Regions from separate parts of the Homo sapiens genome. Here region 2 is linked to region 1. A link is a contact called in ENCODE POLR2A ChIA-PET data. All regions are on one chromosome and are shown on one strand. Each heading gives the region's core, a stretch centred on a gene start or an enhancer-like site at or near the end of the contact. The rest is flanking DNA. Distances are from core to core; before and after follow the strand shown.

Region 1 (5,788 bases), core at 2,099-4,598:
CAAGTCTTTGGTCCAGGCCTTAACCCCCCTCTTAACACGCAAACCCCCGAGCTCCGAGACCCACACCCTTCAGCACCATCTGGGCTTTTCGTGTCATTACCGAAAATCTTAGGCCATATTTTCTTTAAAAAAAATCCTCCAAGACTGCTGGGGAGCGGTTTCCAATGAACACTGGCAACAAAGGTGACCTAAGAGGTTAAACTCATGGTTCTGGCAGCCGCTCCTTTCTCATAAATACTTCTAAGGAGCTGAGATAAACCCGCCTTTGGCTTTCAGTCACTGACATGAAATTCAGAAGCTTAAAATCTGGTCCTGGTTAAGTCACTAACTCACCACTAACAAGCCTCCTCGTCGGGCCTGTTTCCTCAACTGCAAAACAGAGTTGTACGTCCCAAAGCCCCTGAGCTCCTAGGTGGCATCCTTCCACTACCGACTTCCCCTAAGAGGGGCCACAGGGACAGGAAGATGGTGTGTTCGAAGCGGGTTATTTGTGGTTTTTCTTAGTGCAAATAGATGCTCATCGCTGAGTGATGGGCAAGCAGCGAGGCCTTTCTGATTTTCATCCCTCTTGCCAAAACTTTGGAGGTTGTATGCCATCCCCATTGGAGGGTGCCCTCCTTCTGTCAGTCCTAGCATCTGGTCAGGGTACCGCCGCCCGGGAGGTGGAACGGCGAGCCCACCGCCCATGGCCGCGAACTCGATCTCAGCCCACCGCTAGGTGGCAGGCCAGCCCGTCCGAGAATCGCCGCGCGGCCGCAGCTTCCACACCGATCCCTACCCGCCCCTCTTTATTTTCTGTCTGGTGGGGGCGAGGGTTGGGGGTGTGATTGCCTCTAAAAGCAAAGCTAGAAAACATTTAATTTAGTGTATGTAATTCCGTTCCTCCCGATGCTCCCGCCTCTAGCAACCACAACGCGGTATCTGGAGCTGGTTTCATGTATCATAAGTTGATTTCTCCCCCAGCCTCCGAAAAGCTTTATGTACTGGGAAGGGAAAGAAGGTGCACTTGTCTTCAAAAGGCAGAATGGCACTCGACAGTATTGGCAGAGATTCTTGCCAAACACTGGTCATCCAGCAAAGAAAGTCGGGAATAAACTCCTGATCTTCTCGGAGGAAAGGGGCGCTGGGGGCCGAGTGCTGGATCCCACTCAGGCTCACTGCGCCTGGCAAAGCGGGGGAGTGGGGAGTCGGGTATGGTCTTTTGGTGAAGTTGTGGGTCTCGGAGTGGACATCGGGAGGGTTGGGAGGGGCCGTTCCTGGTTTCCACTGGGGCAAAGAGAAACCAGCCAGTTCTGCCACCACGCTGCACCCTCGCTGTGCTCGCGGCGGCAGCGGCGGTCCCACTTGTTGCGCAGTGCTGGAAACCGGCACGCGCCATTCGATGTTGATTCACAGAGGGCTACAGACCAGCCTACCATTGCTCCACGCCATCCACAAACCTCCTCAACACACCCCCTACACATACGTCCTGCCACCGCCGGCAAAACTACAGCATTTCCAGCCACTATGGTGTTTTACACCAAAACATCCCTCACTATCTCGGTATCAGACAGGCAGCAGAATTAAGATGCCCTGAGAAGTCAATCCAAGGGGAAGGCCGGGCTACCTCCGCCTGGAGAACTCTTCTACTTAAAATCAACCAGGCACCCTCCCCCCACCAAAAAAAAAAACCTTAGAACCACGTTGCCTATTATAACACCATCCTAGTTGGAAAGCAACATTTTTCTTCCCTACTTGATAAACTTCAAAGTCCTTTTTATCCGTTAGTTTTATCTCCCCTATTTTTTTTAAATCTCTGGGGGAAAAATGTTTCATAAGTTCACTTCCCAATATTTTTCAAAAATTGACTTTTGCCAATAGTTTCACCCACCGAGGGGTGGCGCTGCTGCACCGCCTCCTCTATATCTCTTAAGTTTTTCACAACAAAGTGGGTTGTGAGTGTCATTACCCTGTAGGGGATAGAGGGAAGGAAGGGTTTTGACATCTAGCCGTGGCTACCATTTACTCAACCAATAACTGGAACTCTTCAAGGGCTCAGCAAACGACAACTTAAGCATTTAGAGTCCCATCCCTATCCACCAAACCCAGAATAAGTTAGTCTTTTCAAGAAAGCATTGGTATAAAACCCTTCAAAACTGAAAAGAAGAAAGGGGCAATTGGAGAATTCCCACTTTTTCTGGCTGTCTCCTTCAAGTCGCCCAGTTTTTATGAACAGCATCTAGCCTTACTGTCACTATCAACAACCCTTAAAACTAGCCAATGCTTCGGCCTCTAGTATTGGAAAGTCTTCCAAATAGGATACTGGAAACTTCTATTTATAAGCTTGGGGTGGCGGGCGGGGCGGGGAGGTGGAGAGAGAGTTGCCATCTACAGGTTTCTATTTTGGCCTGAAGACTCAACTGCAGTCATTAGAGTAAGGGAATGCCCATCTCCTGGTACTTGTTCGCCATTTCCTCCTCCCCCAGAGACAAATATCTTTTCGTCTTTTTTAAAAAAGTATATATTTTAAAGCAAGAATGTGATTTCATCTCTCTTCTTTGAGCTCATGTTTGCTACCTCCAGGAATAGCGTGTGGACTAGGGCCAGATGAACTTCAACTTGGGCTGCAGATTTACGAGGTTCTGTTCTAGTGCCAAAGGCTCTTGGTAGTAAATAGTGAGCAAAATAGATACCTGTCTCCTGATGGATCTTGCCGCCCCCTCTTTTTTTTTTTAAGTTATTTATTAAAACCACACACACCTTGCAAAGAAAAAGGGAAACTGGCAGTCTCTGTAGAGGAAGCCGGTGGCATCGCTCAGAGCCACAAACTGTATTTCTAAACAGCCCTTTCCCTGGTTCCCTCTCTCCTGCCCCACTTTTTTTAAAATCCAGACTGTAAAAAACACATCTACTGACACTCACTTTACTTTAAAAAAAGAAGAGAAAAAGTAAAGCGTTACAAGACTTTCCTCCTGGAAACTATAAACTGAAAAAAAAATCCATAAAAGATTAAATCCTGGCGGGTTGTGGGGTGGCGGGGGCCGGCGGGGAGGGGGCGCGGAGTGGAGATTGGCTCTCTGAGGTGGTCAGGGGCCCTGTGACAGCTTGGGACTTTCAGCACCTGGTTTGGGGTCATTTATCTGCTCAACTGTCAGGACCCCCCACCCCCAAACCCCAGCCACCAACACAACCATCGTAGAAGGGAACACAACACAGAGGGTCTTTTTTCATTTTTTTAAAAAATCGGTTTGGTTGTGTTTTTGTTTTCCATGGGGGAGCTTTAAAACTCATTATTGCAACACTAGTTCCATTTTTCGCCAGGGTTCCAATAACACGGCATCATAAAGGCAACGCAACCCACAGTTCTCAAGACATTTACCACGGTCACTACATCCGGCAGCGGGGTGGCCCCTAGCTCCTGCTGCCCCCCCGCCCTTTCTCCCCGCCCGCCCCCGGAGCTCAGCCGATTTCTGAGGCTCCAACTCTACCCACTCCCTCCCCGGGCCGCCGCCGCCGCGCCTTCCCCCATTCTTACTCCCTCGAGGAGAGCCACAGGTTGCAAATCCAACCAACCTCGCAATCTATTTTTGCAAAATCACTCACAAAGATCTCCCTTTCGCGCCCGCGCCCGCTCCTCCCGCGCCGGGTCCCCTCAGCCACGGCCACAAAGTGCCCTTCTCTCCTCCTGAGTCTTGCACATAAGGAACGCGGGCTGGGGCTCTGTTCGTCTTTCTCCTCGCCCAAGGTAAGGACCTCGGGAATCTGAAGCCTGGCGTCCACTACGCTCAGGCCCGCAGTTCCCTTTTTACAGAGCTTGCACCATGGGAAAAAATAAAATAAAATTTAGGAAAGGGAGGCAACAGCCATTGGGAGCCAACACAGAGTCACGCAGCGCCCAAAATACAAACACCGCAGCGGCCAGAAATCCCGCCACCTTTCTCGTTCTCCCAGGCTGTCCTGTCGAGGTTCCCTGAGTCCCCCCGCACACTGAAAGGCATCGCAGGTGCAGTGCGCACCCCTTTCCCACCCACCCCAAGAAGCCCTGTCCCGCCATCAGTCTCTCTCCTCGGGATGAGCAGGGAGAGCGCGCGGAGGTTCCCGACTCCCTCGACTACAACCAAGAAAGAATAATTTTCAAAGTGTTCAACATCCCCGCCCCCAAGCTCCCCAAAACACAGGGGCAGGGAACACCAAAACACTCGGCTCTCATTAGGAAGATCACGGCTCTGAAAGGAAATAGTAGACACGATACTTCATCTCATCTGGATTTATGACCAAAAAAACAAAAACAAAAACCCAAAGAGTTCGCTTGCATTTTTTCCTTCCAAATCTCGGTTCGGCTCGAAGGCAGGGAATCTAAAAGACCGAGGCCGATGGAAGAGAGCCAGCGGGGCGAGCGAGCGGGCAGCCTCCCTTTTTGCCTCCCGGAGTTACCCAGAAGGACAGGGGAAGGGAAGGAAGAAGAGGCGAGGAAAAAGAGGAGGGAGGGAAGCGGAGGCCAGGAGCGACGGAGCAAGGAAAGCAGTTTGCAAGCGAGAAAAGAGGGAAAAAACACAGCCGCACGAATCCAGAGAGATCACAAGCCGTACGCAAGCAGCAGCAGAAAGAGCGAGAGCGCGAGCGCGCGTCCTCTCCGCGGTCTGGGGCCAGACAGCCCCCAGACTAGCCCGAATCACCCCCCAAGCACTGTCTCGTCCTCTCTGCTCCGGCCGCCCCCTAATTCCCCTCCTTCCTCTCCTCCACCTCCTTTCCAAAAACCAAAACAACACAAGGGAGGGTGGCAAAAGCCTCCCCAAACCGGCCGATTCACTCAAAGACAACAATAATAATAATAAATACATAACAATCTATATCCTATGGTGGGAGAGACGTGGGACTAATCTTCGGCATTTATTTTAACACCTGACAGCTAGAATAAATAAATATATACATTTATATCAATAGATACACATAGAAAACTTGGAGCCAAAGCATTTGGCAAGAGCGGAAAAAAAAAGAATTAAAAGGTAAAATAATGATCATGAGCAGCGGCGGCGGCAGCGGCACCAGCGGCAACAGCGGCGGCGGCGGCAGTAGCAGCAGCAGCGGCGGCAGCAACAGCAATAATCACCTGGTGTCCGGCCTTTCCTAGAAACTTCTTGCATCACCACTTCTAAGAACCCCAGTTCTAAGAATCAACAGAGCTCAATTCTCGGAATTTGAGCTTCGGACTTTACCACTGCTACGTGGCAGGGGAGGACTTGGTGTCAGCTCTCCGAGATTTTTACTGCCCCTGGCCAACCAAAAGCCCTCAAAGCCACAAGATTTTTTCACTGGCCGGCATATTTCGAGGTCCTCATAAGCAGAGCGTCTCGGATTTGGAGGTTCCGGTTCGAGGCTCGAGGGGCCTGAAGGTGGCTCTCCCTCCCCGGGCCCAAGACGATGGTATGGCCTGCTCCGCCACCATCACGTGGGCTCCTCCTCTGTGACGTCGGCGCCTTCGCTGTAGCAAAGCTCGGCCTCTGGAATTCTGAGAACTAATTTGCTATTCGGTGACATAAGAGGGGGAGTGCGCTTTGCTTTCCCGGGGTCTGGGGCTAATTCCTTCTTTCTTACCCATAAACTCAGCAGATCGAGCTAAATGCACAAAAGGGAGCGAGAGGTTTGAACCACTGGGAAAAGTATGTTATATATATAGTAGGGTTAGAGAGGCGAGTAAGAGAAAAATAAAATAAAATAAACATCACAGCTCTTTCCAACTAGAATATTAGGCACCACGAGAAAAATATTTGCCAAGCAGTTTTCGGTGGGTTCATTTGCTTTATTTTTA
Region 2 (5,092 bases), core at 1-2,500, 3.6 Mb after region 1:
TGATCTTCGCTCGCCAGCCACTCGCAATTGCGGTTACAGACCTGCAGCTCCCCCTCCCCCAGCCGGCCCGCCCGCCTTTCTGTCTCCTCTCTCCCTCCGTACTGGACGGCCCCGGTCCATTTCCGGGCTCCGGATATTTGGTATCGATTGGGGCCGGGGACGCGGAGCAGGTGGCCGCGGCGGGGCAGCTGGGCCGCCAGCTTGGTGCCTCGGGGACCGTCTCCCGCTGCTTTGGTCACCAGCCCCTGCCCGCCCGACCCGCTCCGTTCTCCGGCCTGCGAGCCCTGCCGGCCGGACTTTGCGCCGCGTCCGGCGCTGCTGCTGCGCTCGGGGCCCCGCTCGGCGCCGGCGGTGACCGGGAAGCCCGCGTTAAAGGGGCAACCGGGACCCTGGCCCGGTATGGCTGAAGTCAGCATCGACCAGTCCAAGCTGCCTGGAGTCAAGGAAGGTAAGGGCCCCGGAGGGAGAGCGCGCGGGACCCTCCCCTCTCCCAGCCCGAGGTTCTCTCAGGTCAGGGGCGTTGCCATTTCGGCTCCCGCGGCCCTCGCCCGGTGCCCGCCCTGCGTTGGCCTTGCCCGGACGTGAAAGGAATTGAATTCAGGTTCTAGTGTGGGACGTTGGGCAAGTCTCCGACGTTCCAAGCCCGTTTTTTCTCAAGGGGGTGGTTGGGGGGGGGGGGGGCTAGCAGCAGCCCCAGCAAGTAGGTGGCTGTGCCCGTGTTCTCGTGCATCGCAAAGCCTCAGTGGACGCTGAGAGCCGGGTGAATCTGACTTACTCCGCTTCTAAAAAATCGAGGCCCAGCCTGGCTGGCTTGAAGGCTGGGAAGTGGAGAGGGGTTGACATTCAGTTCCGTGTGGAGCCTTTGTTTTGAAACATGACTCTTTCCCTCCTTCTCTCCCTACTTTTCCTAGGCCGGCGTCTGGCTGGCTGACTTTCCCACCTTCCTCAAGGTTTAAAAGTTTAGTCTTGGCTGTGTTCTGCGCGGGCGGGAAGCCACTATAAGCATTTTCTTACAAACAAAACACACACACACACACACACACACACACACACAATAGTGAGCGAGGGGAACAGGGGACTGATGGCCTTGTCATTGCTTTTTGTACCAATGTCCAGGAAAGTAGAGATTAGTACTGACCTGGCTTTAGCTGACAGCAAGTAGCCTTTTGACTTCCCTTCTCTTGTTTTTCCACTAGCTGCCTCAGGACCTAGCTTTTTTTTGCTGAGATCTTAGGTGCTGGATCGCCTTATGCCTTGAGTTATCTTTGTTTATTCTTTGGTCCTAGGAAGCATAGACGTTCCAGAGTGCTGACGCAGACCCCTAAGTTCCAAGGGCTTTGCAAAATCGGCTTCTGTTGTGAATGTCATTTGTATCGATTGAATACTGTAGCCTGAGGCGTCTTGGAGATGTGGAATTGAAAATAGTTTTTGCTTTCTTGGAACCGCTTGTTTTATTGCCAACTTAATTTGACTCCGTTGGTCTTGTGTGTGCTCAGGCCAGCCCAAAAATCTCAGGAAAATGAGGGACTGCTTGATTGCTTTCTCAGAGTTTCAAGCACTAGGAGACTAGTGACTAGTGGTCACTGATTTTATGTAGAATTTCTGATGGGCCTAGTTCTGTCTTACTGTTCCGGAAGGGTGTTAAAGCTTAGGCGTGAGATTTTAGCGTTAATACTTTTCTACCTTTCCGTCCCTGGTATGGCTTTGATGAAGACTTAGGGCTTTCACCTGTAGAAAACAGTTTTCACTCTGCTGTCAAGACTAAGGAGGCTGAGCGATAGGAAAGGCGGATCCATACTTTTGAGAGTTCTTATCTTAGAGATTGTCTGGTTATCCTTTACTTTTGGATATGAGGGTTTTTTGTGTGGGTATGTGTTGGGTTTGTCTCTAGAGAAAGAGTGATCCTTGTGCAGTGTGTAGTGCATGGTGAGTAGAATGAGAATTGGAGTTCAAACAAAACCTGGTATGTATAGTATTAATCATATGGTGCTATGATTTTATCCAATCCCCTATTCATGTGAGTGAAAAAACATAAAACTCTTCATATACATTTATATTACCCTTAGGTCTTCTGATTTCGTACCAAGACATGAATGATGTATTCTAACATATTATTTCTCAAGGAGTTCCACAAACACCTTCCATATAAAAATGCAAGATTTTTCCATTTCCACACTCTAGAGTCTAATACATTTAAATTAGCTTTCATTTTGCGTAATACGGTGTTTGGCAATCTCTTTTATGTAATCTGGTAAATTGGTAAGAAAATTCAGTGTGGCTCTTTCATTAAGTTACAATTAAATATTAATTTTGAAGGTGGTCAGGAATCGATGAGATCACTGTCTTTGTAAACATCTGACTTTTCTAGTTCCAAGATCATCAAAGGAAGTGATGTATTATACTAGGAATGTCCTACTAATGGTGGTGAAGTTTTTGATCTGAGAAGTATTCAAGTCTAATAAAGTGTATCCTTCCCTAATATAACTCTTAATTATGGCCCAGTTACTCCCTAACAGTGTCTTTATCCTAATTAAAGAGAATGAAGCTTGTGCCCCTGATAGGGTAAAACATGTGCAAACATTGAGACTGTGGTAATATTGAAACTCCAACTTCATTTGAGAAGGGTTAGTAGTAGTAATTAGTTTAATATTCTGATGCAGATTTTTGAACCCCATTCAAAAAAATCCCTGTATCTGTCTCCTCTACTTTTTAATTTAAACTTTTGATAGATATATATGCAGTTACAATTTATATTCAATTTGGTATCATGGGGTAGATTCCAATAGAGATTAAGAAGAATAGTGCAGTGAGTGTGTGCCCGTTTCCATTGCTGTTTAGGAGGGGATGGGGCACCCTGTGACCTTTTGTCGTGAACATTTCAATAGAGGTCGTGGGTAGCAGCTGACATTAGGGTAAGGGGATATTTAAAAATCTTCTTTCCTAGGTTGAAATCTAATGCTTGCTTACTTAGTTTTTAAGGAAGTCAAAAATATTCATCATTTGGACAGACCTTTTGAAAAAACACACACACATACACCTATGGTAGTATTTATACCTTGGTAAATCTCTTAAACTGGGAGACAAAGGGAAATGATTGAGTTCATATGTAGGTGAAAAGAATCAAGTCAACTAAGTGTCAACACATCATTTTTTCTGGTTAAAAGTGTGTTTGGAACATCTGTATACTTTTTGTAATGGAAAACGCTGTTGCCAATATTCAGGAATAATACTCTATTTCTTCTGAAACATTTGAGGTTCTAGATTTGAAATAATTTCCAGCCATTTTAAACTTCAGTAGGTCTATAACTGAAATGCAAAATGCAATTTGCGAATGTTAGGGAAAGGAACAGGCATGTTTCAACAATATTCTGAAAGTTTCTTGGAGTTCAGAGCTGGAAACATATTTTTGTAAAAAACTTTTAATCAGTTGACAAACTTACATTTTTCAGGGGGTCAGTTTTAGCTTCTTCATTGAATTTTTCTTTTCTGAACCAGCAATCAAGACTCCCTACTTCCTTTTGCTCTCCAAGTTCCTGTATCGGTAAATGAATTGTCCACTTGCTGTAATTTTGCCATTTAGCCCTCTCTAACCAAGATGTTGATCGAGGCCTTTCTAGACATTTTGGCGTTTCATCAACTTCTTTGCAATTTCTTAAGCATTAGAGCTTTACCACTTTTAGCCATGCAGTGCATGCTTTCAACCTCTCCTATTTTCTCCAAGTGTTAATCTTTATTTTTCTTTCCTTACAGCAGTTCTCTCAATCTCATTTTTATGTTCAATTCTTACATTCTTTAGGTGGAAAGTTCCACTGTCTCAAAGTTGGTGAATTCTGTGTGTGTTGGTGTGCATGTGTGTGCTTAACATCTGAAATCAGTTTACCTAGGAGTGACTTACTTCTTGAAGTACAGGTAGCTAGCTATTCTGGGAGCAAATCCTTTTTCTTTAGTGAAAGATACAATTTAATACATTTTTAGAAATGTCTGTAAAAGGAAACATACCTAGAAAGCACTGATTTATTTTAGGTTCAGGGCACTCCAGTGGCATAATGTGTTAAATTAAGTTAATGGCGTACATCCAGACCTTCAAGGGGGAAAGATATAAAATTATGTCTGGTACCATCAGTGAACCCAGTAGTCTAAGAAATTTAGAGCTTATCACATGCACACTAGGCATCTAAACAGATGGCAGTGTCCATGAGATGTACATATATCTGGCTACACGGCAAACCCACTTTCCCTGTTTTTCAAAATTCCATAACAGTTTTTGTTTTGGTTGTTGGTTTTTAATGAGACCCTGGCTGGATCTCTTGGAGCTAGGAGGTTTATGTCTTAGTTATCTTGCTGTACCCTCATTTGGATGAATGTCTTTTATGTAATCAGCAACTATTCAGTAAATATTTGCATGTGTGAATAAATGAATGAGTGAATGAATGAATACATTATTATTCTCTGTTGGTTTAGGAATCTTGTCTCTGGCATAATTATTTTGTATTCTTTTTCAGAGTATAAGCTTTTAAAAGGCAGAGATAATACCTTTTAAACTGTGTGTATCACTTATTTATACCAGCATTAAATTTATAAAAACTTCGAATTTTTTTCTAATTTTTTATAGGTATGTCTTGTAAATAGAATTCATTCAACATAGATATGTATTACATAGAAAAATTAAAGAAAGTAATTTGTTGCTTTCTTTTCTGACTTTGGAGATAATCATTAAGAATAGAATTTTAGTAAAATTTTCTAAATGCTATTTTGTGTTTTTGATTTTTACTTGAGTAATAATAGGTTTAATTTTTTGTTCTAAGTACAAAGCAATATCACTCAATTTGGGAGCAGGAAGGAATCTTAGATAATTTGCATATCTGCTGTGTGCCACATGTTGTGTTGAGGGTATTTCCACAATAAAAAAAAATTTTCCATGGTACATGAACATGATCTTTGCTGTGGTATAGAATGCATGGAGTTGTTGAAAGAACTGTCTGAATTCATATGTGCACCAAAAATGGCTTTCACAAAAGGGAAGAAAATAGTATATTGCCATATGTAGACTTGCATTACTTTTTTGAATGAAGAAGGGAATTTTCAAATGGAT

What was found. ChIA-PET counts read pairs that join two places held with the same protein, here RNA polymerase II (POLR2A).
Region 2: POLR2A ChIA-PET joins it to region 1 with 11 read pairs in OCI-LY7. The contact joins the promoter of UTS2B here to the promoter of BCL6-AS1 in region 1. POLR2A ChIA-PET finds 5 or more read pairs at or near these places in 2 of 52 experiments (OCI-LY7 and activated CD4-positive, alpha-beta memory T cell).

What each region holds. Positions count from the first base shown.
Region 1 is chr3:187,740,321-187,746,108 of GRCh38, forward strand. BCL6-AS1 (BCL6 antisense RNA 1) reads left to right here and starts at 3,349. Exons shown (of 2, transcript NR_173091.1): 1 at 3,349-3,724; 2 at 4,924-5,706. It overlaps BCL6 (BCL6 transcription repressor), which reads right to left and starts at 5,148. Exons shown (of 10, transcript NM_001706.5): 1 at 5,090-5,148. RefSeq lists enhancers at 869-1,370, 1,371-1,870, 4,261-4,786.
Region 2 is chr3:191,329,276-191,334,367 of GRCh38, forward strand. It overlaps UTS2B (urotensin 2B), which reads right to left and starts at 1,251. Exons shown (of 9, transcript NM_198152.5): 1 at 1,139-1,251. It overlaps CCDC50 (coiled-coil domain containing 50), which reads left to right and starts at 119. Exons shown (of 12, transcript NM_178335.3): 1 at 119-448. The coding sequence starts at 400. RefSeq lists enhancers at 1-287, 288-888 and a silencer at 1-274.